Regions from separate parts of the Mus musculus genome. Here all the other regions are linked to region 3. Evidence: chromatin loops called from intact Hi-C (ENCODE). Cell type or tissue: heart. All regions are shown on one strand. Region 1 overlaps Gm20619 (predicted gene 20619). Region 2 has its middle 74 kb from the start of Gm52888. Region 3 holds the start of Dlx6 (distal-less homeobox 6). Region 4 has its middle 16 kb from the start of Gm20618.

What was found. Peaks named below come from ENCODE experiments on the same cell type or tissue, not always from the same donor. Only the 100,000 strongest peaks of a DNase experiment are listed, where the experiment ranks them.
Region 1: it touches region 3 in a loop (2.2-fold over the local background); 2 of 42 quality-filtered maps call a loop at or near these places.
Region 2: it touches region 3 in a loop (1.8-fold over the local background); 3 of 42 quality-filtered maps call a loop at or near these places.
Region 4: a loop joins it to region 3, with 2.7 times the contacts of the local background. A loop is called at or near these places in 2 of 42 quality-filtered maps.

The regions. Positions count from the first base shown.
Region 1 is chr6:6,285,082-6,293,081 of GRCm38, reverse strand. The region is part of intron 1 of Gm20619 (predicted gene 20619); the gene reads right to left. Among named protein-coding and RNA genes, the nearest start is that of Gm34749, 34 kb to the left of the region's middle. In heart, a CTCF peak has its summit at 3,062 (motif pointing left); a DNase peak (open chromatin) is centred at 3,071.
Region 2 is chr6:6,460,010-6,468,009 of GRCm38, reverse strand. No RefSeq gene overlaps it. Among named protein-coding and RNA genes, the nearest start is that of Gm52888, 74 kb to the right of the region's middle. In heart, a CTCF peak has its summit at 4,075 (motif pointing left); no DNase peak of the experiment used is centred here; H3K27ac peaks cover 599 bases.
Region 3 is chr6:6,859,093-6,867,092 of GRCm38, reverse strand. It overlaps Dlx6 (distal-less homeobox 6), which reads right to left and starts at 3,759. Exons shown (of 4, transcript NM_010057.2): 1 at 3,266-3,759; 2 at 1,822-2,015; 3 at 1-52. The coding sequence starts at 3,713. All of the region lies in intron 1 of Dlx6os1 (distal-less homeobox 6, opposite strand 1), which reads left to right. Dlx6os2 (distal-less homeobox 6, opposite strand 2) reads left to right here and starts at 1,943. Exons shown (of 1, transcript NR_002839.2): 1 at 1,943-3,296. In heart, no CTCF peak of the experiment used is centred here; a DNase peak (open chromatin) is centred at 4,302; H3K4me3 peaks cover 3,777 bases; H3K27ac peaks cover 848 bases; H3K27me3 peaks cover 5,329 bases.
Region 4 is chr6:6,694,111-6,702,110 of GRCm38, reverse strand. No RefSeq gene overlaps it. Among named protein-coding and RNA genes, the nearest start is that of Gm20618, 16 kb to the right of the region's middle. In heart, no CTCF peak of the experiment used is centred here; a DNase peak (open chromatin) is centred at 4,300.

The DNA.
Region 1 (8,000 bases), 570 kb after region 3:
GGATCATAATGAGGGCCATTCCAGTGTGACATCAGGCTAGACCCTGCCTAAAGGTTGCTCTGGATCATGATGAGAGCCAGTCCAGTGTGACATGAGGCTAGACCCTGCCTAAGGGTTGCTCTGGATCATGATGAGGGCTAGTCCAGTGTGACATCAGGCTAGACCCTGCCTAAAGGTTGCTCTGGATCATGATGAGGGTCAGTCATATTAAAAGCCTCTCCCACCAGTTTCTTCCTGTCTTTTAGAGTGTCAGCTCTGAATGTAAACTGATTTTATGAGCCAAACATAAATGAAAGGCTATCATAGGCTGTCTTGCCCCACTGCTTACATCTATACCTTTCAATATCTTATTCCAGGTCTTATTTGAGGGAAATAATTAACTACAATATATTTAAGAAGCAGAAGCACCTGGGACTTCCCCCAAGAAAAACGCTGCAGAGCATGAGATGAGAGCTTCCATAGCTTCTAGAACATAAAAGAGCAAAAGGGAAGAAGGAAGGAAGGAAGGAAGGAAGGAAGGAAGGAAGGAAGGAAGGAAGGAAGGAAGGAAGGAAGGAAGGAAGGAAGGAAGGAAAATTAATCGAACTGAAATTTATTTATTTATTTATTTATTTATTTATTTATCCTTTTCGTCTGGAGATCAAAGTGGCATCCAGAACAACTAGATTTTAGCTAGGAAAAAAAAATCAAAGTATTTATGAAGATATATCTACAAGCCATGACCATGATCCACACATCCTTTCTGCCTCCATTTCCAAGCTGGCCTTCTGACAACATACCTTTGGAACTCTACCTCTCTCGGTCATGGTGTGGCAAATATTCTCTGCTCATTTAAATGACTGCCAACTATCTCACCGTGCTACTGAGTGCTCCTGTAGCTCTAACTCTTCCCCTAACCACAGACATTTGAAACGACAGTCAAACATGGATGTTCATCTCTTTGTTTAATAGAGCCTCAAGTTTCCATGTCAGAATTCCCTGTGCCCCAATTTTTGTGGCCATTTCTTTTGTATGGCTCATAAAACAGATCAGCAAAACAGAGCTGCCGGAGACAGCAGCAGCTGGCCTTATGGGGGAGGGGGCCCAAACCAATCCAGACAGACATACTCTAGCCTGTGCCCTCCAGTCCTGGACTCTGATTCATTGGCACTTTCCTTTGCTTCAGCAGCCCCCTTCTCTAACTCTGTATTCCTCGTAGTAGGGTGGACACAGAAAAAGTATTAGCAAAGCAAGATTCCTAGGTTGACTTTAGTTGTGTGTTTGTGTGTATTTGTTTCCAGATGAACTTAAAGGTAGCTGGTTGGGTTCTGAAGGACTTGGAGGGCCACTTGTTTTCTGTTTTCTTGCTCTGTTCTTAGGATATTTCTGTCAGAGAAGGGATTTTTCCCTTCACTCCTCAAAGTCTTGTCTCATATTACAGCTAATTTTTTTTAAACTCCTTTCTCTCTCATTTGTATAGAAATCAGTCTGACATGCACCACAACATCCCATACCATCACTCTGGATTATACAAACACTTCGTTTTTATCTTGTTCTATCTGTGGTGTAATTATATCCTAGAGGAGGCTTGCTTCCTCAAACTCCTGAGGTCACAAACCAGTCGGGGTTTGTTTGTTTGTTTGTTTGTTTGTTTTGTTCTTTCTTTCTTTCTTTCTTTCTTTCTTTCTTTCTTTCTTTCTTTCTTTCTGGGTTGGATCTGATTGTATGAGTCAACTCAAAAGCAACAGCAATGGAAGAGCTTAACATTGCCGTTTCTGAGGGAAGGGCATTACACTATGTATAGAAAGAGGAGAAGACAGGGAATGTGAGCTGTGGTTATTCACCGCAACCTGATATCACTCTGCTGAGAAGTTTGTCAGTGATGACAAGCACGTGTCATTAGTTTCACTGTTGATTTGTCTGTCTGTTTGTTTTAGTGAGTACTGTATGTAACATTTCTGAGTTCTGCGCTGGGGCATGGAAGCGCTTTGAGGAGAGAAGCCCTGTCACTAGCAAGTGCAGGGCTTCACACCCTTTTTGGAACTTTGCAACTGACAAACTTTCCCAGTTGTGTGTGACTGTCACAGCAACCCAGTGAGGGAAGGGGGACAGGGATAATGTCCTGTTTTTATAGTAATGAAGAAGACCCAGTAGTAGCATGACATTCTATAATCGGTCAGAACTGGAAGCTGGGAAAATCCGAGACTCACACTGGCACATTTCCATCCCTAATCAACTCTCAACTGAAGATGAGGCTCTTCCCGCATCGGTCTGTGCATTTTCTGTAGTTTCCAGTTGCACTTTACTTTCATAAGTTTTATGAAAAAGACCTCCCAGGTAGCTGTCATCCGGCAGCTTCCTAAACTGCTGCCTGGCAGTGGCCTTTGCTAGGTGCCCTTGTTTCCTCTCTTCGCTCTGCCAAAGTCTACATTCCTTTCCCTGTCCCCACACACAATCTGACCCCAGGCCAGAGTGGCATCTTCCTCCGTCCCTCTGAGGTCAAAACCGGTGCTGTCCTGTAGACCCTTTGGTAGTGGGCATCTGGGAACAGCTGTGCCTGAGCCATCCTGCCTCCTACACCTTACTCCACAATGGTGCGCGTGTTCCTGTGCTCACTAGGAAAAGACCCAACCTATGCGGCCCAAGCCTCCCACCAAGTGTGTGACTGGGGGCCCTCAACCAAAACAGGATGGCAGTTACATGTCGGAGATGCGTGACCATCATTGTGCGCGAGCAAGCACGTGTGTATACACACACACACACACACACACACACCCCACACACTGGCTGCTTCATTCAGCCAGAGGTGCCAGGATCCCATCCAAAGGTTGTTTGGATTCTAGAACTGGAAAATGTGAATGTTGCGTTGTATTTTCTTTTTTTACTATGCTGCTATGAAAAGACATGAGAGGTGAGCCCAATTGCAAAAAAACAAACAAACAAAACAAAAAACATAAAACAAAAACAAAATAAAAAACAACCTCTTACCCAAATATCTGAAGTCCTTATGAAAACCTAAGATGAACCACGGAGAGGACGGACCTTCTTACCAGGTGGGCAAGGCTAGAGTACAACAGCGCCGTCTACTGGACAAATCCTTAGCTCACTGGCTACATTCCAGACCATGGCAGTGAGGATAAGATGGCTGACATTGGACCAAGGAGCAGGAAGAAAGCCTTGGAGGACCGACCCTTTCCAAATACAGAACACTTGGTGAGAAACGACAGCCATTGGCCACTGTTTCCTGAAGTGCAGGCTACAAGGGTTGCTTTTTATAAAAAGAAGTACTCCCCATACACCCCAAACGCCGTCATCAATGAGTCCACTGTCAGTTTTTTGAAGCTGCCCCCATCAGCGTTTATTGAACACCTTCCCACCTTGCCACCCACCTACACGTTCACCCCTTTTACTCATTTGCTCGGCACCAAGCCCTGTGTATAAGCTGCTGAGGCTAAGTGAGACCGAACTCACGGTAACTGGTTGGGCTTCTAAAACTGGGTCTAGGCTGAAACCTTTTTCCTATCCTTTAGCGACTTCCTTTGGATTCCTATTTCTTCTCCCCCAGGTTCTCTGTTCTCCACTCAAAGGTAAGCAGGGTGTTAGGCTGCGTAAAAGAACCAGGCTATATATTAATTTCATACTGGATTTTTTTTTTTCTCAAATCCTTGAAACCTAAGAATTGCTATTCAAGAACGATTCCAGCCAGGCAAGAGTACTTGTGCATGCCTGTTATTCCAGCCCATAGAAGACCAAGACCGAAGCCAAAGTATTGTGAGTTACGGGCCAGCCTGAGGTATGTCTCAAGACCGTGTCAAAACAAACAAACAAACAACAACAGCAAAAGGCAAAGAACGATTCTAATACCAAAATCTTTTAGTGCTTTCCAAATCGATAAAAAAAAAAAAAAAAATGTGTCGCTGTCCGTCCGTCCGTCGTCCCCCCCCCCCCCCCCCCATCAAAGTCAACAGCTTGGCACTGCACATTCGTAATGCTAGTGCTCCTGTGGTGAGGTGGGAAGCAGAGACAGGAGACTCCTCAGAAATTCACAGGGCAACTAGACCGGCATGCACAGCAGCAAACAACAAAAAAAGAGAGCGTGCCACAAACACCGTGAAAGGTGGGAACCAATGCTAAATATTGTCCTCGAACTTCCAGATGCGCTCACACTCACTCACTCACATGTACAGGTACATGCATTATAAACACACATACAGATCATATATACACATAAACACTTATTACCAATGGATGGATGGATGGATGGATGGATGGATGGATGGATGGATGGATAAAATGTATAGTCTAGTCTTTAAAATTGAGTAGACCACAGATATCATGAGAAAAAAAGAAAATAATTTTAAGAAGAAAAAATAGCTCTCTGTGTATATTGGAGGAAAATAAAAATCCTCTCCACATGTATTCATTGTTAACAGAGGATATAAAGGGTGACAGAGGCTAACTACCTGGGGTGTCCTGATGCTCAGATGAAGCAAGTGCAGCCTTGGATTCTAAGTTTGGCAACAGTTTCTAGGACCATTAATCCTCTTATGCAGTTCAAGTCTAGCTAACCTCAGTGCATGACTGTCTCAGACTTGAGGCTGAGGGAACAGAGAGGCAGGGCATTGGGAGGCTGCATAGTAGACAGAATATATACTAAAACGCACTTTGTAGGAAAATGCTGTAACGGGGGTCCAATACCTTGTATATTCAACTTAAAATAAATAAATTTAAAGACAATGAAAAATCTGCCCTAGAGGCTGGGCATGGTGGTACACACCTGTAATTCAGCCTTTGGGAAAACGCAGCTGGGAGCTCACAGGTTCTAGGCTAGCCATGACTACACAGTAAGCCTGCGTCTCAATATTTTTTTCATTCTAGGTAAACTGGGTTTATGGGCTCTTTCTTAGCCTTATCTTAGTAGTTGAAATATACTAATCAGGAAAAAGATTTACCAGAAGCTGAGCATGTAGCTCGGGAAAGTGGGCTCTTATCCCAGCAGCACAAGACCTGTGGCTGTAATTTATGCTCTCTGGATGCAGGGTAAAGCTGTGCTCTGGTGCAGGCAGAGGGTAAGAGGTGGAGTGGAGACAGGGAGCAACAATTGCTAGGACAGCCCACACAATAGTGCTAGAGCAACCAGTTCTGCTTCCATTCAAACTCATTTCTCCATCATAAACAACAGAACATTGCATTGATGGGTTGTTGCCAGTGAGCCATGGTCTCTTCAGCTTTTCATTAAACATGTGACTACAACACAGCGGTCCAACACCTCAGAGTCACGAAGCAGCTCCGAGGGTTCTATCTCTTATCTCTTCTATTTCTTCCGCAGAGAATGGTGGGTGATTTGAAAGTTTGTGGGTGGTTATCAATTAATGCCTGTGCCAACTTCCTTTATTAAAAGAATCACACAGTCAAGCTGGATGGGAAGGCCGTGGTTTGTGTTTCTAGCTTGGGGAGGGATGTGGAATCTTAAGGAAATGACAGCAGATTTTTTTTTCTTTCCATTATTTATTAGGTATTTAGCTCATTTACATTTCCAATGCTATACCAAAAGTCCCCCATACCCACCCACCCCCACTCCCCTACCTGCCCACTCCCCTTTTTTGGCCCTGGCGTTCCCCTGTTCTGGGGCATATAAAGTTTGTGTGACAGCAGATTTTTTAAGAAATGAGAAACAGTTGTCCTTGTCCTCCATTCTTTTTATTCTGTGGAGAATGGCTTGGTGAGGGTTCTGCTCCTGCCTGGGCCAGGACTAGTTTTCCTTATGGGCTACACCGGCTGTCCCAGAGGATAGGAATTCTCTCATCTGTAGTGACTCCTGTCTGCGGCTTTAACTTTCTGGAGATCAAAGGGCCCCTCTCAGTGCTGTCACCAGGAATGACAGGCCAGCGCTGTGCAGCACAGCAGATCAACTCCTACCTCAGAAGGTAACAGGACCTCTTCCTTAGCTGGCTGAGCCAAATCAAAGAGACGCTCCTGAAGAGCTTAACTTCACCCTGCAGAGCAAGTTCTTCTTGGGCCAATGGTAAATTAAAATTAGGCTGTGGCATAATTGCTTCAGGGTTAGCCATTTTACGACTACATCAATTCTCTTCTACATTTGTCTGTGTCTTATCACTATTTAAAAATAAATGTTACATAAGTGTATTGAAAACTTAAAATGGAAGAAGAAAGAGAACAATTCTATTAATGTGAATAACATATTTATAGTTTTCCAATAGGCTGAGGTGGGAGTATTGAAAATTTAATGTTAGCCTGGCTGCATAATGAATTCCAAGGCAGCCTGGACTACATAGCAAGATCCTGTCTCCAAAAAAAATAAATAAATAGACATAGAAAAATATAAGTAAATGAATATATAAATAAAATTAAGTTATTAATAAAAATAGCCATGAGCCTTAGCTACTACTCCATCTAGAAGTAGTACTCCATCAAATTGCAGGACCAAGTAACTATTTTTCTTTAGCTCGAAATTATTCTCTTAAGAGCATCCAGTCTGAAGCCTCATCAACAAAGACCTTGCATTTTAAAGCACAGGGCCTGCTACTGCTTTGTTTTCTAGAAGAAACTAAAACCGCTGAGATTTTTTTTGTTTTACCTAATACAGATTAAACTAATATTAAAACTTTAAGTGTAGCCGAGTAGTGGTGACACATGCCTTTAATTCAAGCACTTGGAAGACAGGGGCAAGCAGATCTCTGTGAGTGTGAGGATTGTAGAGCCTGAGAAAGGAAGAACTTCACAGAGAGAGTTCCAGAACATCCAGGGCTGTTACACAGAGACACCCTGTCTCAAATAAACAAACAAACCATAAAAGGGAAGTGTCTACACAGCCAGTCTGAGATGTCCAACTTTACAGACTAGATTCATGTTCAGAGATATTCAATATGTTGCTGCTTATAAAAATGAGTACCCAGAAAAACGATTGAAATCTGAATGTCCATTAACAACGAAATGAGTGTTGCTTTCATGGATTTGGAATAAAGTATAAAAACTGAGAGCTATAAAAGGCTATGTCTTCACACAGTAAGTTGCATGTGTGTGTGTTCATGATACACATTTCAGAATCTATATAGTTACATAAACTACAAGCCCATCTTTAAATGAATGCTCTGTTTTCAAAAACATGATGCTTGATAAGAACTATAAGAAAATGTACATAGAGAAGGAACTTTTATGGAAACATGCCAAAATGTTAACCGCAATTCTGAGTGTGTGTGCAACCATACTCAGTAGCCAGGACTGTAGTGTATAACCATACTCAGTAGCTAGGACTGTAGTGTGTAACCATATTCAGTAGCCAGGACTGTAGTGTGTAACCATACTCAGTAGCCAGGACTGTAGTGTGTAACCATATTCAGTAGCCAGGACTGTAGTGTGTAACCATACTCAGTAGCTAGGACCGTAGTGTGTAACCATACTCAGTAGCCAGGACTGTACTGTGTAACCATATTCAGTAGCCAGGACTGTAGTGTGTAACTATACTCAGTAGCCAGGACTGTAGTGTGTAACCATACTCAGTAGCCAGGACTGTAGTATGTAACCATACTCAGTAGCCAGGACTGTAGTGTGTAACCATACTCAGTAGCTAGGACTGTAGTGTGTAACCATACTCAGTAGCCAGGACTGTAGTGTGTAACTATACTCAGTAGCCAGGACTGTAGTGTGTAACCATACTCAGTAGCCAGGACTGTAGTGTGTAACCATACTCAGTAGCCAGGACTGTAGTGTGTAACCATATTCAGTAGCCAGGACTGTAGTGTGTAACCATACTCAGTAGCCAGGACTGTAGTGTGTAACCATACTCAGTAGCCAGGACTGTAGTGTGTAACCATACTCAGTAGCTAGGACTGTAGTGTGTAACCATACTCAGTAGCCAGGACTGTACTGTGTAACCATACTCAGTAGCCAGGACTGTACTGTGTAAAGATACTCAGTAGCCAGGACTGTAGTGTGTAACTATACTCAGTAGCCAGGACTGTAGTGTGTAACTATACTCAGTAGCCAGGACTGTAGTGTGT
Region 2 (8,000 bases), 400 kb after region 3:
TGGTTTCTGGCTTTTGTCTAAATAAATCCAGTAGCAGCAGACACTTCTGTTGCTATGTGACCTGGAAATTCCCAAGTAATCGCCATTGAATAGTTGATGTTTAGATTAGCTAAGATGCTCTTAGGAACATAATAGGAAATAAATCCTTTTCTGGTTATTTCTGAAGGGATCTGCGTGTTTGGTTCAACACTTTAGTGGAAGCCCACTCTCACCAGGTGCAAATAAACACATGCAGAGCCAGGGATCTGGATCCTGCTTTCTGGCAGATACCTCTGTCAAGGCAGGCCAGAGCTTTGACCCAGGGGTGTGTGGGGTCAGAAGGGCAAGGAGAGGACCTACTTGTCCTCTCATTCTCTCTCTCTCTCTCTCTCTCTCTCTGTCTCTCTCTTTCTCTCTCTCTTCCTCTCTCTCTTTCTCTCTGTCTCCCTCTTTCTCTCTCTCTCTGTCTGTGTCTCTGTCTGTCTTTGTCTGTGTCTGTGTCTCTGTCTCTCTGTCTCTGTCCCTCCCTCTCTCTCTCTCCACATGTGGGAGCAGAAAATGGGCCGTTTTTAAAACAGGCTTAGGAAAGAAAGTATTTTTAGAAAGATAACTTGCTACTTAAAATAATTCTACCAGTGACATTTTAATGTCATGTGCAAAAGCAAGTGTTGGGATAATACAACCTGCTTATCACCTGCTGTCAGTCAGTATCATGAGGAAATATTTGTCAAGTGTCCTTGAGTGTAAGGTGACCAGCAGATAGACATAGGGATGGGAAGAAGAATAATGTCAGAGGACACCATAGATTTAGGGAAATATGCTAACGTAGCACTTTTCTTTTCTTTCTTTTCTTTTCTTTCTTTTCTTTTTTTTTTTTTACTCTTTTTTTATTATTTGATGTCTTGTTTAATTGCTGCTGGTCCACTCTCCCTTCAATAACTGTGCTGAAATGGCTTTAGTCACTCAGACCTCTGCTTAGGACAAACAACAAAGGAATACTATTCATCAGCTTTTTCCTTTGAGCCAAGCAAATGATATGTTTTAGCCCCTAGCTCTGTGATGTACTAAACTGCCCATCCTTACAGGCAGTGAGGCACCTACCTCAGTTCTAAGAGACTCCTTCCCTTCCTTCTCCTCTTTCTCCTTTCTCCCCTCTCTCCCTCCCTTCCTTCTTCCCTCCCTTCCTCCCTCCCCCTTCCTCCCCCCCCACCTCCCTGATATTTCCTGTTTTCCTGTTTTTCTCCTGCTCTGACCCTTTACTGAATTTCTTTTTTAACCCTCTAACCCTCCAGTGTCATTATATACTTTATTAACATTTTATTAAAGAAAAACATTATACTGATCTTGGTAAGAAGCTGAATATACCTACACAATTATTTCCCCAGGCCAACATAGAAGTTAACTACTTTTAATCAATTTTTATTTAATAGACAAACAATGAACGTAACCAAAAATCATAGACCCTATGTCCTCCACATAGTGAACATACATACTCAGTGGGCAAATGATGCTGGAGTCTTTCTCTCCTCAGATCTTTCCAATTAGAACTTGAAAGCCCATTTTCCTCCCAGAGAAATGCCAGATGCATTCTTCTTTAATGAGCTTAGGACCAAAACTGCAATCTGATCTCCAGCTTCAGGTGGAACATGGGTAAGGGCTCGGAAAGAAAGGAGAAAGGGGTCTGGAGGAGGATGGAGATGGAAGGATTACCTTAATTAAATGTAAAAGTAGGATCAGAGGTAGCCAAGCCTTCAAGGAACTCTAGATCTGTGGTCTAGGGGACAAAGCCATGGAGGGCAGCTGTTCTCATGTAGGGAGAGGGGAAATGCTAACTCTGAATATTTATGTGACATTTAAAGAAATAAGGTGGCATCACGAACACCTCAGAGAATACCAGTAACTGAAGACAAAGCCCTAACAAATCATATCTTCAAGATTTTCAGTAGTGTAGGTAACACCATTCCAGGAGTTTTAGCCTAACTCATAAATCCAGATACTGTTTCCAAGGATTTCATTGTACTTTTCAGAGTCTTAGCAATTAAGGTCATATAGACAAATGGAAGCTCCATTCAGACTCTAATGCAAATAAAAACACAGTTTGTGACACCGTTTCCTTTTTTGAAAAATGTTTTTTAAGTCAGGTTTGGAAGATGCTGTAGTTTGAATTCAATAACCTCTAATCTATTCAAATAATGAGAAATTATGCAACTGCAGGAACGAATGTAGAATGTAGAAATCACATGATGTGGTAAAGTCAAAGATAGGTCATCACATGACAAGTGGGACAATAAAATGAACTAATATATTGGCATTTACAAAAATAGGCAGGAATAATATATATGTGTTTACTTACTTAAATATGTGATTTGAGATAGAAATGATTTGTTCTTATTAGGGTTTTGTCTTCAGTTACTGATATTCTGTGAGGTGTTTGTGATGTCCACCTTATTTCTTTAAATGTCATTCAGATCAGAACTGGGTTTATTTTCCTCCCTACATGAGAACAGTCTTCATGGTTTTGTCTCCTAGATTTACTTATATCTTCAAGGAAATTTTCAGGAAAAACATGTGAAAAATTAGTGAGTAATTATTTTGAATTAGTGGACAGGAGCTAACTGGGTTAATTGCACACAGAGTTGAGGAGACATTTTCATATATACAATTTTATACTGTTAGATCCTTTCACTATGAGATGTGTGTGTGTGTGTGTGTGTGTGTGTGTGTGTGTGCGCGCATGCTTGTGTGTGCACAAGTGCATGTGCGTGTGTATGATTTATTTTACACTTCAAAGTTAACCCCAAATAAAATAAAATAAAGTGCAGCAGTTCAAAAGACAGCTGCAACCTGATGAATCCATTGAGTCTCTACAACCTCTTCACTCCTGACTCGTATTTTCTTTGTAGTCTCAGTTATCTTGTTTCTTGCTGATATCTCAAATGCCTAAGTGACCCCTGCGTAAAAGGGGAGATCTGGAAACTTCAGAAAACACAACCTCCTGGTAATCTGCTTAGCGGCATTTGGAACTGCTCAGTGATCCATGAATGTCAAGGCAAGCCTCTGATACCCTCTTCCCAGCTCCATGGAAATCTCTTTATCTCAGGTAAACTTTAGGTCAATAAGAAATACTGGTGACCTTTGTTTTAAGCTCCTGGGTGTTTCCAAGGCCTTCTTTCACATAGATTTCTGATCACTCAAAACTATATGCAGCATTTCAGATAGCTTCCCCTAATAGAGGCACTGGAGGACGTGGCATGGTGGCCATCTGTGTGAAGGTAAGAGAGGGCACTCGGTTTTGCTCCCTTCCTGTAGACCTGCAGAGATTCAGGGGCTCCCCTCCTGCCGCCTCCTGAGCTACTTTACCCTCCAGACACTCCAGGCTCCCCTGCTCCAGCAGCTCCTGTCATTTGAAAGCTAATTTCTTATGTAACTAGATGCCTTCCTTTTCTCCAGGTGGCCAAATGTCCTCTATGTAATATCTGGGGAGTGCTTGCCATCAGAGTTATTAAATGTACAAGCTGACACAACAAACCACCAATTTGTTATTTTGATGAAAATATTTTTGTATTTTCAACAGATGGCTCCAAATGTTGCCTTTGTGTTATAGTCTTTGTTTTGACAAAGACAAAAAATAAGAGAGAGGGAGAGAGCGCTCTGGATCATTTTCCTATGAAACTTAATCTAAAACCAAACAGTTTGGCATGTGACTCCCGAGTGTTGTTGTGCATTTCACTCCGAAGCCATTTCCCTGGCAACCTCCACCTTCTCCCAGCTGTAGAGGTCAACACAATAGACTTGTCACAGGTTTGAAGTCGGGTAACCACTTTTAATTTGGAGAAATTATTACCCGGGGAGAAAATAGGCTGGTCCTGTACTTCAAAGTAAAAAAATCGAAATCAAGATGCACAGGGCCTCCTGACTCGACTGACTCTCAGTGCTGCTGTGTGGCCTCATAGCAGCTGTTCAAATAAGTAGCTGCCCAGAGGAAATGTATATTCAAATGGGCCTTGTCAATTGCCTCTCCCTGCTTCACACCTAAAAGCCAGATGCAGAGCTCTTCCCAGCTAACAAATAGATGCCTTCTGCTGGCTCATTATGGTAATTACTGGCCATATATTACTGCCATGTGAAAAGAGCTGTGCAGCAAGCCAGCCCAGGGGCATTTACAAGTGGTTTATTTGTGTTCAGCTATTAAGAATCCTCAAGTTATCAGATCAACTACTGCTCTTTGGGTTTTACAGCAAGCAGTTCCTAACAATCCATCCTTCATCTGCTACCTTCCTGATTCATTTAAGCAGCACTTAAGGACCTAACCTGCTGTGTGAGAAAGTTACTTTACCCTGTTACGGAGAGTTTTCCAAGTCCTCCTGCCCAGTGAAGGGCTTCCCTGCAAAGCCCCTGCATCCCTGCAATGCTTTCCCCTTCCTAGTTCCTCAATAAGACTGCACATGTCTTCTGGGGGCAGCAAACACTTTCCTGGTGTGAATGGATGTTGATGCAACTGAATTTGATAGGTTTGGAGAACTCGGGCTGGATTACAGGTTACACAAGGCCTGAACCTCACACAAGATAGGATAAGCCTTTTTTTAACAGAAAGAAAGAAAGAAAGAAAGAAAGAAAGAAAGAAAGAAAGAGAGAGAGAGAGAGAAAGAGAGAAAGAGAGAGAGAAAGAGAGAGAGAAAGAGAGAGAGAAAGAGAGAGAGAAAGAGAGAGAGAAAGAGAGAAAGAAAGAGAAAAAGAAAGAGAGAAAGAAAGGGAGAAAGAGGGAGAAAGAAAGGGAGAAAGAAAGGGAGAAAGAAAAGGAGAAAGAAAAGGAGAAAGAAAGAGAGAAAGAAAGAGAGAAAGAAAGAGAGAGAAAGAAGAGAAGAGAAGAGAAGAGAAGAGAAGAGAAGAGAAGAGAAGAGAAGAGAAAAGGAAAGGAAAGAAAAATAAATTTTAGCGTTACTACAAATAAATTTTTGCAATGAGAAGTGACTTTTTAAAAGCTGACCAATCTATAATAATCACAAGACCTAAGAAAGAAGAACATGACTTTTAAAAATCAATTCCTGAGGTGGTGGGATGACTCCGTGGGTGAAAATGATTGCTGGGTAAGCCTGCTAATCACAGTGGATCTAAAGAATGCAGAAGAAAGGAAGGAGAGACCCAAGCACTTCCAAAGCTGTCCCATGGACTCCATGTTCGGGTGTGGTGTGGACATTCTCACAAGCACACACACACACACACACACACACACACACACAGAGAGAGAGAGAGAGAGAGAGAGAGAGAGAGAGAATAAACAAAATTAAAATTTAAGACTTATTCACTTAACTCATTTTTTCAATTATTTGTGGTATTTTATGGATAAGAGTCACACATCTTTGATTGCTTCTTCATGTGACAATGATTTAATATTTTTTTCAGACGGGGGGATCTAGTTTTTTTTTTTTAAACAACCTTGACTGAAATATGACAGTTTTTATTACTTTAAGTTTCTTTTGGCATCAGAAAATGTTATTAGTAATGTCAGGTAAATTTTTAGAAATCTTCCCTTTTACATTTGGGAAAGTTTTTATTAAATTTCTCTGTATATGAACTAGAATATTTCAGGGTGTGTGGCAGTGTCTGATCTTAAATACAGCTTGACCCGGAACACAGGCACTAAGCACAATTTGTGATTGGTGATAGATGCCATCACTGGGAAGGACTTTCCTATCTATTTCTGCTTTTGCTTTACTTTGCAAATGGTCTGTGTGTGTACTGCTTCTCTGAATTCGTTTTCTGCTGACTTCATACATGCATGCTGCATTTAATTTCATATCCCATTCTCTTTTCTGAAATTTCTTTTAGTTTTTAATACATTCATAGATGTATTACATTCATATTAAAAATGATACCCATCACGAATGTTTAAATCAGGACAGTGAAGGTAAAGTCATATTTATTTTAGTGAAACATTTCAACTTTCTAACATGTGATTTCACTGGATGGAAGCGTTTGCTTGACAAGCAGATCCGGGATCCTCAGGACCCACAAAGGAGAGAGTGAACAAAGCAGTTCCCATGATGTCCTTTGGCCACTGTATTTGGGCTGTAGAGTCAGAGGACGGCTAAGAATGGACTCTCACCTTCCAGCATAAGGGTGGGTTGTAGACAGCCAGACTTGGCTACTGAGCCATCCCGCTAGTTCCCATTGAAGACTTTCAAAATAGCTTTCCAAATTTGAATCTCCTTGCTAGCATGCATTTGAAAACTACCCTCCCCCCGCACCCCCCCCCAAAACATTCCACTGGTTTGGTAAGTAGTCATCTAAGAAACCATGAAGCCTAAACCCTATTAAAATTAGTTTTTAAAACTTTGTGAGCTTCCGAGAGACAATCCCAAGGCATGAGACCCTCTATGCATCCCCTATTCAGTGTGACACATTGATAGGAGTGAGCCTCCTAGCTTAGTAAATGGAAATCTAAAAACAGGGGGCTCCTAGATAGATAGATAGATAGATAGATAGATAGATAAACAGATAGAGATACTTATTTATTGCTGATGATGTTGGATTGTCATACTCCCAGAATCCTCCAAGCATACACAATGAAAAGGGTGCTCGGGACATGAGGAAAGAGAAGGAAAAGTTCTTAGACTATCTCCTTCTCTGTCTGCTCTAAGCACTCACAAGCTATGTACAAACTATTTGTGCGTTGTACTGGGATTGGCTGTAGGAGTCATCATGCCAAAGCAAGCACTTTACAACTGAACTGCATCCAGTCTCATTCTTACAGCCAGCTTCTAATCCCAGGTCTCTGTCTGTCTGTCTGTCTCTCTCTCTCTCTCTCTCTCACACACACACACACAGAGAGAGAGAGAGAGAGAGAGAGAGAGAGAGAGAGATTATCCATTGAGAAAATTCTTTTTGACAACATCATCTCATTGATAGTGGAAATTGGAAATAAATGATCAAAAGTGGGACAGTAAAACCTTATTTAATATCACACAATAGAAGAATGCAGCACCTTTAAATGTTTGCTGAAGTAGATTTATTACTTGGAAAATTAATAATATTTTTTGAATGGAAGAATACAAAGCAATTGAAGTGGCAAAAATCCCAGTTTTGCTTTAAAAATAATCTTTACTTTTTTATATATACATGAATATCTATGTACCAAGGTATTGACAACATTTGTCTTTGGGTAGTTAGAAAAAAAATATATATATACATATATATTCATTTTTCTAACTAATTTAAATATCAAATATTTTAATGTGAAAAAAGAAAATATGACTTTGACAATCAATTTCTTTAGACTCAATAAAATTGTAGCCTAAAATTTAGATGCTTATGTTAAAACCCCATTTTCAAAAGACAATAATCTATTTCTGAGATTTACTCTCCAGCCTGCTATAGCAACAAGAGGCAGATCTATCTCCATATGGTGAGATCTGTGAGTTCTCTCCCTGTGCTTCGGTAATAGGTCCACATAGAAAAATTAGTTCCAGGTGAGCATAAGAAATATCATGTGGTCAAGTGAATTTTTCCAGAATGTATACTTATGTATTTCAAGAATTTTCTGGAGTTGGGATTACTCCTTCACAGTTGTAATTAGAAAAGACAAAGAAGCGAGTAAGAGGTGGGGGTGAAGCCCAGACCTTCCACATTATTTCGAGTTAGAGTTGTCATGTATATATTTAAGGACAGTGTTAACCAGCATTCATAATCTGATGCTTAGAATGTATTAATTTACATAAACTATTCTTCTAGATACTAGTCTCAATTCCTTTCTTCTTTTGGGTGAAACAAAAACAAATAACAAACAAGAAAAATTGGTAAAACCACATCTCTCAAGGTCACACTCCCAGTCAACCTCAGTAGATCAGGGATGGAGCCAGGAAGTGACTATTTGAAGAGGAGAGGGGCCCCTTGGAGCAATGCTATCTAAGCCTTCTTTAACGCAGTGGGGACTCCTGCAGCCCACTAGACAGAGCCTTTTCTGGAGGTCAAAGGCTTTGCTGTGTGGAGAAGCAAGGGTAGGAACTCTCCTTGTTCTAACC
Region 3 (8,000 bases):
GCTTCAGCAATTTCTTAAACTTAGAGCGCTTATTCTGAAACCATATCTTCACCTGCAAGACATGTAGTAATTGTCAGGCCAGATAAACATCATACTGGTGCCTTCAGTGTCACCCCAGACTTAAGAAGCAATATACAAACAAACAAGCAAACAAAACAACCATTACCATTCCAAGAAGCCCCTTCCCTTCCCCCTCATTCCCCTCTTTCAAACCATCTCCATCCCTTCACTCTAGGCCTACTAGATGTCTTATTGTGATTCCTGGATTTAATCCTATAGCCTGGGGTTTTTAAAGTAACAGCATAAAATTAGAAAGAAATAAAATGAGATCAGTGGACCCAAAATTTTACAAAGGACTTTTAAGTGAAATAGAGTTTGGCTCACAATTGTACAACTAAATTTACCTCCTTTGGTCTATTCCATTTTTTATATTCACCAACCCCCCACATTTATTATGCTATGCATATCAAGTAGTAAACGATTATGAATTGATTAAAGGTTGTATGTTCATAGCAAAATACCTTGAACATACTTATGCACATCGTGCACACACCATGGCATATGCCTGGGATCTCTTTCTCCAGTCCTGCAAGGATTAAGAAATGCATCAACCCCCACTATCTACCTCCTATGTTGCTTAAGCAAACAGAAGTCATCAATCATCACATGATTGTTGGGGTAGCTACTAAAAGTCAAAAGGCTTCTGACAACTACAGAATCAGGAATCTAAGTTGGCAGCTTATTTAAGTCAACAACCCAAATCTCTAGATGAAAGGAAACCTACAATGTAGCATTACCTTTACAATTCCAGAATCTATTTTCCCAAGAATACGAGTCACGGAGCATCTAGAGCCCTTTCATAGCAAACCTCATACATTTTCAGTGGCAACATGCAGTAGAAACCAGGGTAAGTGAGAAGAGTTCAGGGACGCGGCCTGAAGACACCATTCTGTAAGGTCTTGGCTACTGTCTTATTAGACCCTTGCTGGATGAAGATGATGCCCATCAGAAGAGGCCTTAGCATCCCGTGCAGTTCTCTTGACTGCTGGCTTTTGAGTGCAGGCTGATATACTCACCTATGGGCCCCTTTCTGTGAAATCTGAAATGTCCAGTATACTTTTCAGGTCAGCAGGACTGTTTATTATCTGTGGTGTCCCAGGCCGTGATTTGGGGAACATTCTCTTTGTTTCTCAATTCTGTCAAGTTCTGTGCTCCAGGGAGGTACCTCAGCCTGCACTATTTGGTACCAGAATGATTCAACTACAGAGCTTAATGCAATCTTCAGAAAGTCCTGTCTTACCCATCCCGGAGTGAATGGCTTACACATGGATGTCTTTATTAAGCTGCTAGAGTCTAACTTTTGCTCCTGGTCTCAGCTCATAAGTTTCCTTCCTATGACAATGAGTTGAAATTAATATTAATTCCTAAGGGTCACTAAAGGGTCCTTAAGAAAGGCCTTATTTTGCTTCTTAGCTGGATACTACACACACACACACACACATACACACACACACACTTGTTCTACTTCGTGTTATTCTGCTCTGGAATAAGATTTGATTGAATTTGTTCACCAAAAGATCCTAGGCTCAGCTGGGGTCGCAGAGGGTTGGTGTATATGCAAATCCAATTCAGTATTCAATACCATGTCATTTGTTCCAAACTGTGTGATCCCAGGAAAGTGCACAACTGGAGCACGGGCATTTGTCATTTAGCTCCTTCCATCCTTGGTTGACTAGGCCAAGAATTCCTCCTGGTATGCTCTCTGCACGGTTATCAAGCAGGGCCAGCATTTCAGGGGTACTTGGGCTTCCCGGGAATTACCTGTGTTTGTGTCAGTCCTAAGGAAGCAGCCAGTTCGGCTCTCTCGGGAAGGGCCAGGTATTGAGTCTGCTGAAAGCGATGGTTTAAAGCCTGGAGCTGCAGGCTGGAATAAATGGTCCGAGGCTTCCGAATCTTTTTCCCCTTTCCGTTGAACCTGATTTCCCCGTTTTCGATCACTGTCGTTTTTTGTTGATCTGTAAGCAAATGACACAGAGGAGTGGTCACCCGCGAGGCCACTACTGCCTTCTCCCTTCATGTGACAAGGCTGGCAAGGAGTTTCTCCCAAGTTTAAAAAGAGTTCCTCGTAATATCCCCGCTATACCACTGTGGGCACGTGCCCCCAGAGGCTGTGAAAGCTTCCCTCCGACCGTGTCTCCAACACTAACAATGCATTATGATAGTGGATCGAATCTAGGAAGCCCGGGGCATAAAAGAGACGCTCCGCAACAGCGGAGACAGCGCAGGCCGCTTTCCGAAGTCCGTGGCGCTGTAAGGCTTCTCTTCTCTGGGCCCGAGAGCGGTTTCTTGGCCTGGCTTTTCCCAACGCCTAAAGCTATACCAGAACCACCCGGTTGTTTATGTGACCAGTTAGTTTTGTGTCACCCAGCTGCAAGCTTAGTGCTTTAAGTCCCTTCTGTATGTTTGAAATGATTCTGCTCGCGTGTATCAAAGCCCAGACACAGAACACAACCAGGAGCTCAGAGCAGCTCCAGAGCAGGCTGAGACTCTCTGGACAACGGAGAGCTATCAACCCCAGGCCCTCTGCTTCACTTCCAAGAACAAAGGAGCAGCCAAAGTACTACTGAAAACCCAGAGAGAGGGAGCCAGGTCTGGGGACGTGGGGGGGACACCTCAAAGCCCACGAGGGAAGATTTTAAAAGCAAAACAAAAACAAAAGACAAAACCCAATGTCACTAGTATCTATCGGCTGCAACAGCTTCGTTCCAAGTCACCAAGGGGCACCAAGTGCCCCAGGCAAAGTAGGCCACCGCTCTCCCAGCGTTGAGATGGGAAGCCTTAACTAGCCCTTCAGTCCTGGCCCAGAATTGTCTCCAGTTCTGATAAATGCGGGTCCCAGCAGAGAGGGAAGGGACAAGGTAGAGGGCACACAGACCTGGTGGGCTGGAGGGCGCAGTGGGGACCGTAGAGCCAGGCTAGGGCACAGCCTGGAGGCTCAATGGGAACCACAAGCAGGAGGCGGAGGAGCCAGCGGGCCTCGGGGTGAGCCAGCCGGGGGTCCACGGCGGCGGGAAGGGGCCGGGCAGGGAGAGGCCGGCAGGCAGGCGCCAGGCGATCGGGAGCCCACGGGGCCCGACTGGGGGCGCACGGGGCCGCCCGCAGGAGGGGGCCGGCGGAGGCCCCGGCGTGGAGGAAGTGAGCGGGGCGGGAGGGGTCGGAGGCAGTGGGGAGGCGGGCGAAGCTAGCTGCCTAAGCGGCCTCTCACCTGTGTCGTCCCCGCGCGTCTGGGCGGCCGCGCTGCTGTTGTGGTAGGACTGGAGGTAAGGGCTGTGCTGCGAGTGGCTCATGTAGGGGTAGGCGGCGAGCGATCGGTGGTTGTAGGAGTTGCCTCCGCTCGACGCGTAGGGCGAGCCGTGGTGGTGGTGCTGGTGGTGGTGATGGTGGGAGCCGGCCGCCGCCGCCGCCGCCGCGGCCGAGTGCAAGCAGTGCAGAGGGTAATGTGCGCCTGCCATGGCCGGGGAGGTCTGCTGCGAGTGCGGCTGCGGCGGCGGCGGCGGTGGCGGCGGCGGCGGCTGCTGTTGCTGCTGCTGCTGCTGCTGTTGCTGCTGCTGTTGTTGCTGCTGCTGCTGTTGCTGCTGCCCGAACTCCATGAAGGCGGATTTGGACGAGTCCTGGCCTTCCAAGCCGTCAGCCATCGTAGTCATGGTCATCATCAAAACTTTGGGGGCTGGAGAAAGCCTTCTCCCGGGTTTCTTTCACCCTCCCCCACTTGGCTCGCACCGCTCTCCCCTTTGCAGCCACCTTAGCTCCCGGGATCCTTGCAAAAAAATAAAAAAAATAAAAAATAAAAAAAAATTTAAAGGAGGGGGCAGAGGTGGTTCTCTTCCTCACTCTTCTCTAATATATACATATATATATTTAATATAAAGAGATATAGTGAGCAGGGCCTTGTTAACCCAAAGGGAGGAGGAAGGGGGAGGGATGGGAGAGGAGAGGGGGGAGGGGGAATCTGCTCTCTTCTCCCCCCCCTTGCTTTTCCCCCCTTGGATTTTTGGGGGCTGGTGCAGTTTAAAGCAGAGATTTTAAGGTGGATTCTGCGAAAGTTGCGCGTCTGCTTTCAGACTTGATGCAGACGCCACGAGTCGAATGGTTTGTCTCCAAAGGGCAGCGCCTTCCTATTGGTCAGTCGCCCCCTGACGTCACAGGCGCACCGCTTCTACTGGCGTGTGCGCTGCTTGTGGAGTTCTTCGCCTACCTTAAGCAACTAACTACAAGCTCAGCCCAGAGGTGCAACCTGGGGCCGCCCGGAGCTAAAGGGGAGCAGCGGTGGAGGGAGGCGCCCGGTAGGCTGCAGACGCATCCTGTCGAAGCTCCAACCCTGCTCCAAGCCCTTGTTTCCAGGCTTGGAGACTCGGAATAGCCTGGCTGGAGGCTGATCGCTTTCAATTCATTTGCACCCTTTCAGGTTGCCTGTGTTCAGAAGCAGTGGCCCTAGCATTTAAAACCAGATCCCCCCCCCTTCACTTGACTTTCCCCCTCCCTCAGGACCCCAACTCTACTCCCAAGGGAGCACTTTTGCACTGTGGGTTTTTCCAGAAGTACTTTATTAATGCCATTGATGGAAGAAAAACCTCTATATCTGGGCTCCAACTCATGGCAAGGGTCGGGGATAGTAAAGAAAGAAAAATCAGACCCTGCTCTGTTGAGATTCCTGTTGTTTTCGGCCCTAGTTCCTATATATTGACCCCCCCCCCCTCAACAGAGGAGGAATACCAACTACCCCCAGAACGCAGCAGCCTGCTCTGAAAGCGAGAGTCGTTGGAGGGCTGACAGGAATGCATTTTCTTCCTATTGAAAACAGAAGCTACTGTAATGCTTTCAAATATATGCAAATGATACATGCGGTTAGTGGTTTGGCAAATCTTGATTACAATATAAACTACCCAAGTAAAAGTGCCTTCGTCCTAAATTTGTCTCTCGATTACAATTCCAATTGATTTTATTTTATTGTCAACATTGTTAATGATAAAAATAGAGTCGTTTTACAGTTATTTTTACTTTCTGGAAGGAGGCAATTAGAGTTCTAATCAGGAATACACAAAAATCTCCCATGATTAACTGCAGTACTTTGTTCAAATTGCTGCTATAAAATTCAGAACAATTTGCCTGTAATGATTATGGACTGGGTTTATTTTGGGAGGTGGAATAAAAGTGGATATAGCATAAATTATCCTCTAATTATACACCAGTGTCGCTTCAATTATCCTCTTATCAAAATGGTTGTCTAACTGCCGCATTTAGTTTCAATTCTCTCCTTTTTTTCTATAAAAAGAACTTCATACCTTGTTATTATTAATCCATTTATTATTTGCAAGGGGGTTTATATCCGCACATCCAGGTGGTAGAACCACTTCTGTTTCAAAGATGGACTGGGGAAAGACATTAAGTTTGGAGCAGCTCAGTGCTACGGATCTAGCCTCTCTCCCTCGGGTCTCCAGACTCACTTGGTCCAAGCTGCGGAGCAGGGACAGCGGAGCTCAGGCGGCCACGTTCAGGCCCAGCCACCAGGTAGGAGAACCGGATCCAACTCTAGGCTTGGGGAGGGACAAGCAGGTCCGCACCGGGTCGCGTCCTGGGGCGGCAGGTAAGCTCTAGGAGCTTGCGGGGCCAGATGATAGAGACTGGGTGGGAGAAATCTGAGGACCCCATCCTACCCCCCTGGGCTCGGTGCCTGCTTTCAGTGGGTACAGGGAACAAACTGTGAGCTTTTGGCCACAAGAGGAAATGTGTGGGGTAGCAACCTTGTGTGGTGGTGTGTCTGGAGGTTGCGGAGGAACTAGTCTGTCTTCTTGGGAAAACTACTGGATCGTTTTTGCACCGTATGTTGTCTGTAGCCCATAAGCTACACAGCCCCAGGAATCCTAGAATGAGATTTGTGGTGCTGTTTGCCACTAGAACTCCGGGAAAGGGTGATAGTAGACAGAGCCTCACAATTTCCCGTGGCGCAGGAGTTACTGACTGCAGCTTATGTTAATTGATTTCCCCAGCTAGCGGCCCGGGGTCTCCTGGTACCCTCAGGCCAGTTTGCCTTTTCTTTTTTCCTTTCTTTCCTTCGGAGGCTCGTGGCCAGCCGGTTTTCTCCAGAGTTTCGCCCGCAGCTACATTGGCGCTCTCTTCCATTACCCAGCCCGCCACGCTTAACTTCTCGAGTCCCGGGTGCCGGTTCAGTAACTCTGAATTCATTTTTAAGTGGCTCCCTTGTTCCTTCCCTTTTAACAAGAGGTGCAGTTTAACACGCGAACCTGTAACGCGATCCGTGCGTTTACATATCGGCAGTGAATTAAAACAACAACATCTTCTGGGAAAATGAAAGATAGGCTGGGTAAGGTAGTGGTGGGGTGCTGAAGGGGAAGTCAGGGAAAGAGAAGCACCCTCTCCCCCGGCGGTGCACCCGGGCTGCGAGCCCAGCTCGTAATGTCCTCAAAGCCAGCAGATAGACATGGCAGTTTTATTGCTCTATACCCTGCAGCTTGCTGTTAACACGATGGAGGCGTTTCTCTCGTTTGCTTTTCTGTGTCTCTGCCGTAATGTTCGCAGGTGCACTGCTTTGCCCACTAACTCTGATAGCATCTGGATGACGGTGGTGGGGCCGGGAAATGTCCTCTCACCACCAAGCGCCAGATTCAAGGCGCGCAGCAGTGTCTGTTTGCAAAGGGATTTCCCCGTGTTTGTTTAAAGTGTGAAGAAGCCGCGATGGCTGGGATTGTCCGTTTATGTGTCTCTCCGTTCCTGGGGGTGCACTGTGCAGCTAGAGGGTAGCTGTGCATTGTGTAGGTTTTGTTGAAATTTGCTGGGTGACCCAAGCTGGGCTTTGGGAAACAAAGTAGTGAGCAAGGGGGCCTCACTCGGCTGGACAGCGGTTTCGGTGTTCTTGTTCGGGATAGAAGCCTAGGAATAACCGTCCCACTTCCCAGGAAACAGACGGCGGAAGACTAGCGTGGCCCAAAGGTGGGCAGCTAGTGCTTGCCACAATGTGGCCTCTGCCCCCAGCAAAAGTGCAGTGTTCTTCGCGCGGAGCTGTGCACAAACTGAAGTTGGGCAGTTCCGTTCCTAGCCCGTCGCCTGGTGTCTGGAGCATTTATGTTAATTTTATGTTAAAGAAGGCACCCCTACTTTACTGTAGTGCAACCTGCTACCAGCTCTTCGGTTACCAAATTTCGGGCTTTTCAGAGCTTTGCAGAAAAAAAAAAAAAAAAGACGCACACCTCAGGGGCTCTCGGGCCGGCGCCTCCCGCGCAGTCCAGGCTCCTTCCTCTTTGTTTCGCTCTCTGGGGAACCTACGCCAACTCTTGCCAGTGGGAGGGGAAGGTGGGCTAGAAAGGCCACTGAAGCCTTTATCATTCAAATTACAAGTAAACTTAGAAACCTGGAGGCCTAAGCCGTTTTTTTAAAGGGCCTGTTACTGTAAGATAAGAATGATATCCATTGAAGTTTTAGGAAGCGGGATTGGAGGCCTAAATTGCATTTTATTTTTCTAAGGTGTTAAGGTGTTGAGATGTTGTGGACTACTGGCCATGATAAGTAGGACTAACACACTGACTTCTGAACACCCCTGCTTCTATCTTGCCAGAATAGGTGTGTAGGAGCGGGTCCATTGGGTCTGAGATTCGTCCCAGTTTGGTTCTGGAGGATGTTTGCAGACAAGCGTAGGGCTGAGAATGCCTGGATCTCCCGGGAAGGTTTGCAGTGTTGGTGGGGGCTGTGGCAGTAAATTCAAGCCGTCCAGGATTTGGCTGGGTTTGGTTGCTAAGTTGGGCTCAGTTATCACGTTAATTCTAAAGAAATTAGACCTGGATAAATGGCCTTTGAATTCAAAGAAATAACTCGGTGTTGATTTACATAGCCACATTAAGAATCCCCTTCTCAATGGGAGACATTGGTGGAAAAATTCCTGCTAGTTCTTTCCTCATTTAAGGTGAATTCATTCTCTCTCTCTCTCT
Region 4 (8,000 bases), 160 kb after region 3:
AATAGCCACAAATAATATAAAATATCTCGGTGTGACTCTAACGAAGGAAGTGAAAGATCTGTATGATAAAAACTTCAAGTCCCTGAAGAAAGAAATTAAAGAAGATCTCAGAAGATGGAAAGATCTCCCATGCTCATGGATTGACAGGACCAACATTGTAAAAATGGCTATCTTGCCAAAAGCAATCTACAGATTCAATGCAATCCCCATTAAAATTCCAACTCAATTCTTCAACGAATTAGAAGGAGCAATTTGCAAATTCATCTGGAATAACAAAAAACCGAGGATAGCAAAAACTCTTCTCAAGGATAAAAGAACCTCTGGTGGAATCACCATGCCTGACCTAAAGCTTTACTACAGAGCAATTGTGATAAAAACTGCATGGTACTGGTATAGAGACAGACAAGTGGACCAATGGAATAGAATTGAAGACCCAGAAATGAACCCACACACCTATGGTCACTTGATCTTCGACAAGGGAGCCAAAACCATCCAGTGGAAGAAAGACAGCATTTTCAACAATTGGTGCTGGCACAACTGGTTGTTATCATGTAGAAGAATGCGAATCGATCCATACTTATCTCCTTGTACTAAGGTCAAATCTAAGTGGATCAAGGAACTTCACATAAAACCAGAGACACTGAAACTTATAGAGGAGAAAGTGGGGAAAAGCCTTGAAGATATGGGCACAGGGGAAAAATTCCTGAACAGAACAGCAATGGCTTGTGCTGTAAGATCGAGAATTGACAAATGGGACCTAATGAAACTCCAAAGTTTCTGCAAGGCAAAAGACACTGTCTATAAGACAAAAAGACCACCAACAGACTGGGAAAGGATCTTTACCTATCCTAAATCAGATAGGGGACTAATATCCAACATATATAAAGAACTCAAGAAGGTGGACCTCAGAAAATCAAATAACCCCCTTAAAAAATGGGGCTCAGAACTGAACAAAGAATTCTCACCTGAGGAATACCGAATGGCAGAGAAGCACCTGAAAAAATGTTCAACATCCTTAATCATCAGGGAAATGCAAATCAAAACAACCCTGAGATTCCACCTCACACCAGTGAGAATGGCTAAGATCAAAAATTCAGGTGACAGCAGATGCTGGCGAGGATGTGGAGAAAGAGGAACACTCCTCCATTGTTGGTGGGATTGCAGGCTTGTACAACCACTCTGGAAATCAGTCTGGCGGTTCCTCAGAAAATTGGACATAGTACTACCGGAGGATCCAGCAATACCTCTCCTGGGCATATATCCAGAAGAAGCCCCAACTGGTAAGAAGGACACATGCTCCACTATGTTCATAGCAGCCTTATTTATAATAGCCAGAAACTGGAAAGAACCCAGATGCCCCTCAACAGAGGAATGGATACAGAAAATGTGGTACATCTACACAATGGAGTACTACTCAGCTATTAAAAAGAATGAATTTATGAAATTCCTAGCCAAATGGATGGACCTGGAGAGCATCATCCTGAGTGAGGTAACACAATCACAAAGAACTCACACAATATGTACTCACTGATAAGTGGATACTAGCCCAAAACCTAGGATACCCACGATATAAGATACAATTTCCTAAACACATGAAACTCAAGAAAAATGAAGACTGAAGTGTGGACACTATGCCCCTCCTTAGAAGTGGGAACAAAACACCCATGGAAGGAGTTACAGAAACAAAGTATGGAGCTGAGATGAAAGGATGGACCATGTAGAGACTGCCATATCCAGGGATCCACCCCATAATCAGCTTCCAAATGCTGACACCATTGCATACACTAGCAAGATTTTACTGAAAGGACCCAGATGTAGCTGTCTCTTGTGAGACTATGCCGGGGCCTAGCAAACACAGAAGTGGATGCTCACAGTCAGCTAATGGATGGATCACAGGGCTTCCAATGGAGGAGCTAGAGAAAGTACCCAAGGAGCTAAAGGGATCTTCAACCCTATAGGTGGAACAACATTATGAACTAACCAGTACCCCTGAGCTCTTGACTCTAGCTGCATATGTATCAAAAGATGGCCTAGTCGGCCATCACTGGAAAGAGAGGCCCATTGGACACGCAGACTTTGTGTGCCCCGGTACAGGGGAACGCCAGGGCCAAAGGGGGGGAGTGGGTGGGTAGGGGAGTGGGGGTGGGTGGGTAAGGGGGACTTTTGGTATAGCATTGGAAATGTAAATGAGCTAAATACCTAATAAAAAATGGAAAAAAAAAAAAAGAAACAATAACAAAACTGTATTAAAGTTGACCCTGGCAAGTTAAGTGATTCCATGAGCATTCTCCAAGTATTCTTCAGAACTGGGTGAGCCCTCCAAACCTAATTGACTTTTAATCTCATCACAAACTGCGGGGACTTACACAATCCAATTAATGTTTTTGCTGATGTTATAGTAAACAGTTAATATAATTTATCAAAATATAATGATAGCACCATGGTGTGCTGTTCTTCATTCTTCATCACTTTTAGGCTTCTAGGTAGTTACAAACATTCATACACCCTGAATATTATAATAGCTAACACAGAACACAACTAGCTTCCCTGAATATTAAGTCCACCCTCCATTGGAAAGTAATATCTAGTGCTACCAATGGTATTAATGGTCCTCATATGATCTGATTAGTTGACATTTCTTCTAAAAGAGTTTTATTAATTATTAATATATTAATTAATACTTGTTACTATTTATTACTACTAATTAATTACTATTAATGTGTGCATGCATACATGTATATCATTATATGTGTGTGGGGGTGCGTGTACAACACGGTACATGCAGAGGTCATAGAACAAGTTTGTGAAGTCAGTTTTCTCTTTCCATATCCCTCTGGTTTCTGGGGATTGAACTCAGACCACCAGGCAGGCCCAGAAAGCATCTTTACATGTAGGCAAAGCCATATTTCTGACCCAACAATTCTGTTCTTAAACATTTCATCACATTAAGTCATTGTAGTATTCATGTTCATTCAGCAATATTCAAATTGTATTAGTGTTCTTATTAATAGTCCCCTGAAATATGCAAAATGGTGACAGGGGGAAAGTGTGTTTTTATAAGAAACTAAAATTTTAATGAATGGTTTTCGGTTGTTCTCGGACAACTTGAGGATCACAAAGGTAGTTACAGCCAGACTAAAGTTTAGTAAGAAACAGGAAGAAAAAAAGAAGGAGGACGAGAAAGAGGAGGAGGAGATTAGAAAGGGGGAAAAAAAGAGCCAGCAGCCAAGCAGGCAGCATTGGGCTATGTCTTGTGGGAACTATGGGTGTCGAATTAAGTTTCATGCTCTTTGGCAGTCCATGTGAAGACAAAGATGTCATCGCTTCCACTGCCCCAGGAGTGTCACAGTGGGTGTGGCTGCATAAAATAAGTGTAATGCATTCAGCTACTAAGACTAAAATGAAGTTCCCTGAAGTGTATGCTTGGAACGTGTCCTGAACAACACGCTCGCAGCAACTCCAGGGACAACTTTCCCAGAACCATTTCTTAATACTTCAAACTGAAACCACTTCAGTGCAATGAATGTTGTGGAGAAGATGAGGCTCCGGGGTCAGTTTACCAGGATCTACCCTCTAAGTGCTATGAAAGGTCACACGGGGAGCTGCAGATGCACATAAAGAGATGAACTCACACAAATTAGCAGAAAAAAAAAAAAAACCCCTGTGAATATTAACTACTATGGTTGAAGAGATCAAACATGCGTTTTTAGCTTTTTCTTGTATTGTTGGTCTTAAAGATTTCCTTATAAATACCTTTAAAGCAGGAGTTTTGTGAATTTCCATAATTAAGCCCACATCACCTTAAATAGAAAGAGAGTACAATTGAAGTTAAATCATTTTAAAGGATTCTTTTACTTCAATGGTTTCAATACATTGCCACAATATTACCTTTTTTTTTTGTAAGAAAATAACCTTTTGTATAATTTAAGAAGCAACAAAAGGCAAAGAAAAAGCCAGTGTGGGGACCCTTCCTTGGCTTCCAATATTATTCTAGCTTCAGCAGGTGTCCAGTTACAGAGAAATATTTTAGTAATCATAAAGTTCAGACAGACCCCATGTGACCCTATCCATTCCTGACCAGCAAATAGTTTTTGTTTAACTTCGAGAGAAACCAGACAAACCCTGTAAGGTTACTTATAATCATGACACCATTTTTAGAATTGCGTGTGCTGGGAACATGCCTTCTCGCTTCCTCCTCCTATCTGCAGTATAAATCTGAAGGGCTTTGTTATGGCTCTTATACTTGGCACATCTTAGGCCTATTTAGAACATCAACACCATCAATCACACGTATGAGGCCGACCAGCTGGATGAACCCCAGCTATCATGCAGGGGTTATTTGTCATCTGGGCATGTCTGTTTGGTATATAACACGCCTTCAGTCCCAGAACAATTTTCCTGCTCCAAAAATATTCTCTTTGATTCAGGAAACATGTGATTAATAAAGGACACGGGTTTAAAGCTGGAGGTCAAGGCTAAAAGTCTTAACTAAACAAGTGCATTGCTTACTAACGTTTGCATCAGCAGGCAAAAATTCCCTCGAACAGCACCCGCAGGGAAGAGACACATCTCTAGATGTTGCGAATTTCCAGAGGCTCTAACAACTGTGCTCACCTTAAAGGTATTTATTTAAAATAATGTTGCTCATCTGAGAAATATTTTGCCTTAGAATAATCACACTGTATCAGACATTTAAAAGACCCATTATAAACATTTACGATTCAATACAGAAAATTAAAGATAAGAGGACATAGTTTAGGCAATACAATATGTAAAGGAAATTTGTCCTATCAAACTAGAACAATTTGCATTAAAAATAAATTGTCTAGAAGTCTATTTACACTAAAGTGGATTTAAAAGCAATCCTCCTTCCTCTATTTTTGTTTATCTACATGCCAATCCCCAATACTTTATAGCACTCTCCCATTAAATAGTTTTCACTTATCTTTGCTTTTCCTCATTCCACCAGAAGACTTTTCTCTTCTCTTCTCTTCTCTTCTCTTCTCTTCTCTTCTCTTCTCTTCTCTTCTCTTCTATTTTTTTTTTACATTTATAGAATCGTGAGTTTTCTTTTTTCTAGGCAATAGTAAAGTTCTATCTCATAATGGTCTTAATCGTATGTCAAGTTTATGACTTGCTTCTGTTTGATGACAGAAAATAAATAATATTTTTAAACAAAATAAATATTAAAAACCTCCATTGCTGATCAGGGTTTTGTTATCCTAACATCATCTTAATTGGGATGATTTTATTTCTGTATCCAAAAAAAATGAATGTAACAATGTTTATTTATTGGACTTGTGAAAGGAGCCATAAGCTCCCATGGAATTTGACACAGACTTTCTCAGGATATGCTAAATAGACTCAGTGATAGCACTGGTGATTGGAAGACTGAGGGATGCCTGCCAGTCACCCCTGGGTTCAGTGTCTACAGACTTGTACGTTTCTGAACACAGGGCACTTTAGGTAACCAGACTTGTTGAAATTTTTCTATCTTCACCTCTCTCCTCTTTGTTAAGTAAAAGGAGTAAAAATAGATCCTGAGGAGAAAACACCGCGTTAAAATCAGTTGTCACTGACGTTCATGCTGACAGTGTTCTGTCGATTGCTTTAGGATCTCAGCTTTCGAGCATCAGGAGGCATTTGATGTCACCTGGCCAGCCTTGTCATCCTATTGCTGTGGAAATCGACCTTCAGTAAAGGCTTGGCAAAGATGAGGTTAGAACTGTGGCCTCCCAGACTCAATAGTCTGGAACCGTTACTCAAAGCCTTCCAAGGGTTCAACTCCGAATGCTGAATCTTTGTGTTAGTCTGACTTGCTCACAGCCAGGACATCTGTTGCTCTACTCCATATGCTAATGTGGCTCACATTCGATGTGGCTGCTGATGGGGTCCTCTTGGCACCGTACATGCATAATGCTCTCCGTTAATTCAGCTGACCCTGCTCAACAATGACAATGTGTGTGAAGTCCCAGTTTGTTAGAATTCATTCTTACAAAAACAGGGTTACCGACCTTGTCATATTTAACAGTGTTGAGCAGAACGGGCAATGTGGATCCTCAGGGCAAATAACAAATTTCCATTGGTGATGTAAGAAATATGCTAATTAGCCTCCTGCTTCGTTCTATTTTTATTTATTTATTTAGGTACTAAACAGATGCATTGTTCTGCTAGAAGGCCCACCATACTCTACACTAATAAAAGCCGAATCATTTTTATACATTATTATAAAAACTGTGTTATAGCATGCTATCTCATCTAAGAAAAAGAAAGCCTTTTGTAGAGTAGTATACATGGGGAGGAGATGTGACCACTCTCCTTTAGCTGTTACATCGCTGTTACATCCTTTTTTTTTTTTTAATAGAATTGAAAGAACAACAGAAGAAGACATGAAAAAACCAACCATCTTTTAAATCTATGTTCTTTATAAGCCCTGTTTCAACCTGAGTTCTAAAAATGCTTCCCCATTGTGATGAAGATGGGAGCTGTCTCTGAGGCCTGGTTCCCATGTCTAAACACTGAACGTATATTCTTGCCTTAGCAGAAAAACAAGCTAATTTTTAACAATGCGGCATTACCTTGGTGCATCTTGTTCTCTGTTTCCCTCAGGGTCTTAAAGGAATGAATCAGAAAATTGCTCCCTCATGTTAAGCCAGAGTCTGCACCTGTGTTAAATTCACATATAAATGAAATGGAAGGTTTGGGGGTGGGAATAAATGTCAGCAATACTAATGGGATGATATATCTGAGTTTAAATTCTCAAATGGACTAGCATCCAATGCAGAAAGCATCAACAGGAGTAATTTGTTATAGGTACATTGTTTCACAACTAGTACTGAAATTTAGGATATAATCATGTTGGCAAACCATCCTCAAGTCTATGATTAGAAGCATCTGGCTGCAGATATTAGGAAGCCCAGATGATCAGATATTCTGAAAACGTTGACAGGCCAAACTTCTTATTTTACCGTCTTTGAGTACCCTGTATCACCTTTCAGGGCCTACAGCAATCTGCATGGTTTAGAAGTCTTAAGAGAGTTCACAAAGGCAAGCAAGCCATGGAAACAAATACAGCTCAATGGGGACCTGAGAGGACAGAAGAAGCTACAGGCCTCATGATTTGCAAACGCAAGCAGAGTTTGTGATGCCCTGCACAGGTGGGTAGATAGGACTGAAAAGAGGAGGTACCAGGTGGGTAGATAGATAGGACTGAAGAGAGGAGGTACCAATAAAAAAATAAATAAATAAAGTGAGAAGAACCAAATGAGGAGCACGTGTGAATAGAGCTTATTTTGTTTTGTCTTGTTTCTTTTTTATGCGTGGATGACAGTGTTCAAGACAAGTCCGTTTACATCACAGGGAAGCTGGATTGTTGGAGAGCACTGACAATTTTAGGTAATCCTGGACATAAGATGAGACGCTTTATAGATGAAGACTTCTATCCATACTAAATATTTTACTAGCAGAGAAAAGAAGAGGAGATGAGAGAGAAATGTAGGGGTGGAGAACAAGACATCGCCTTATCAGTCACACAGTACACACGGAGGTGGACAGTTATTGCATATTGCAATGGAGGCTGCTTGAAATGTAGTCAATTGACTCCAGATGTTAGTTTCTTGTGAGGATTTTGGGAGACCGGGGTGGGGTGGGGGGAAGAGAGAGAGAGAGAGAGAGAGAGAGAGAGAGAGAGAGAGAGAGAGAGAGAGAGAGAGAGAGAAGCCAAAACTTTATGGGAGCACAAACAATCATAAGCTAAAGGAATTACAAAGTATAAGCAACCGTCTATCTATCTATCTATCTATCTATCTATCTATCTATCTATCTATCTATCTATCTATTTTAGCTTAGGAGACTCCCTGCTTCTTTAAGCTTGGTGACTGAAATGACAAAGCAAAGTAGTCTATGATAACTTAGTTTAAGAACATTTACAGATGGCTGGCCCTTGTCTAAACAGAATATTCCATAAACAACCCTACCGAAAAGGTTCCTGATGTGGTTGG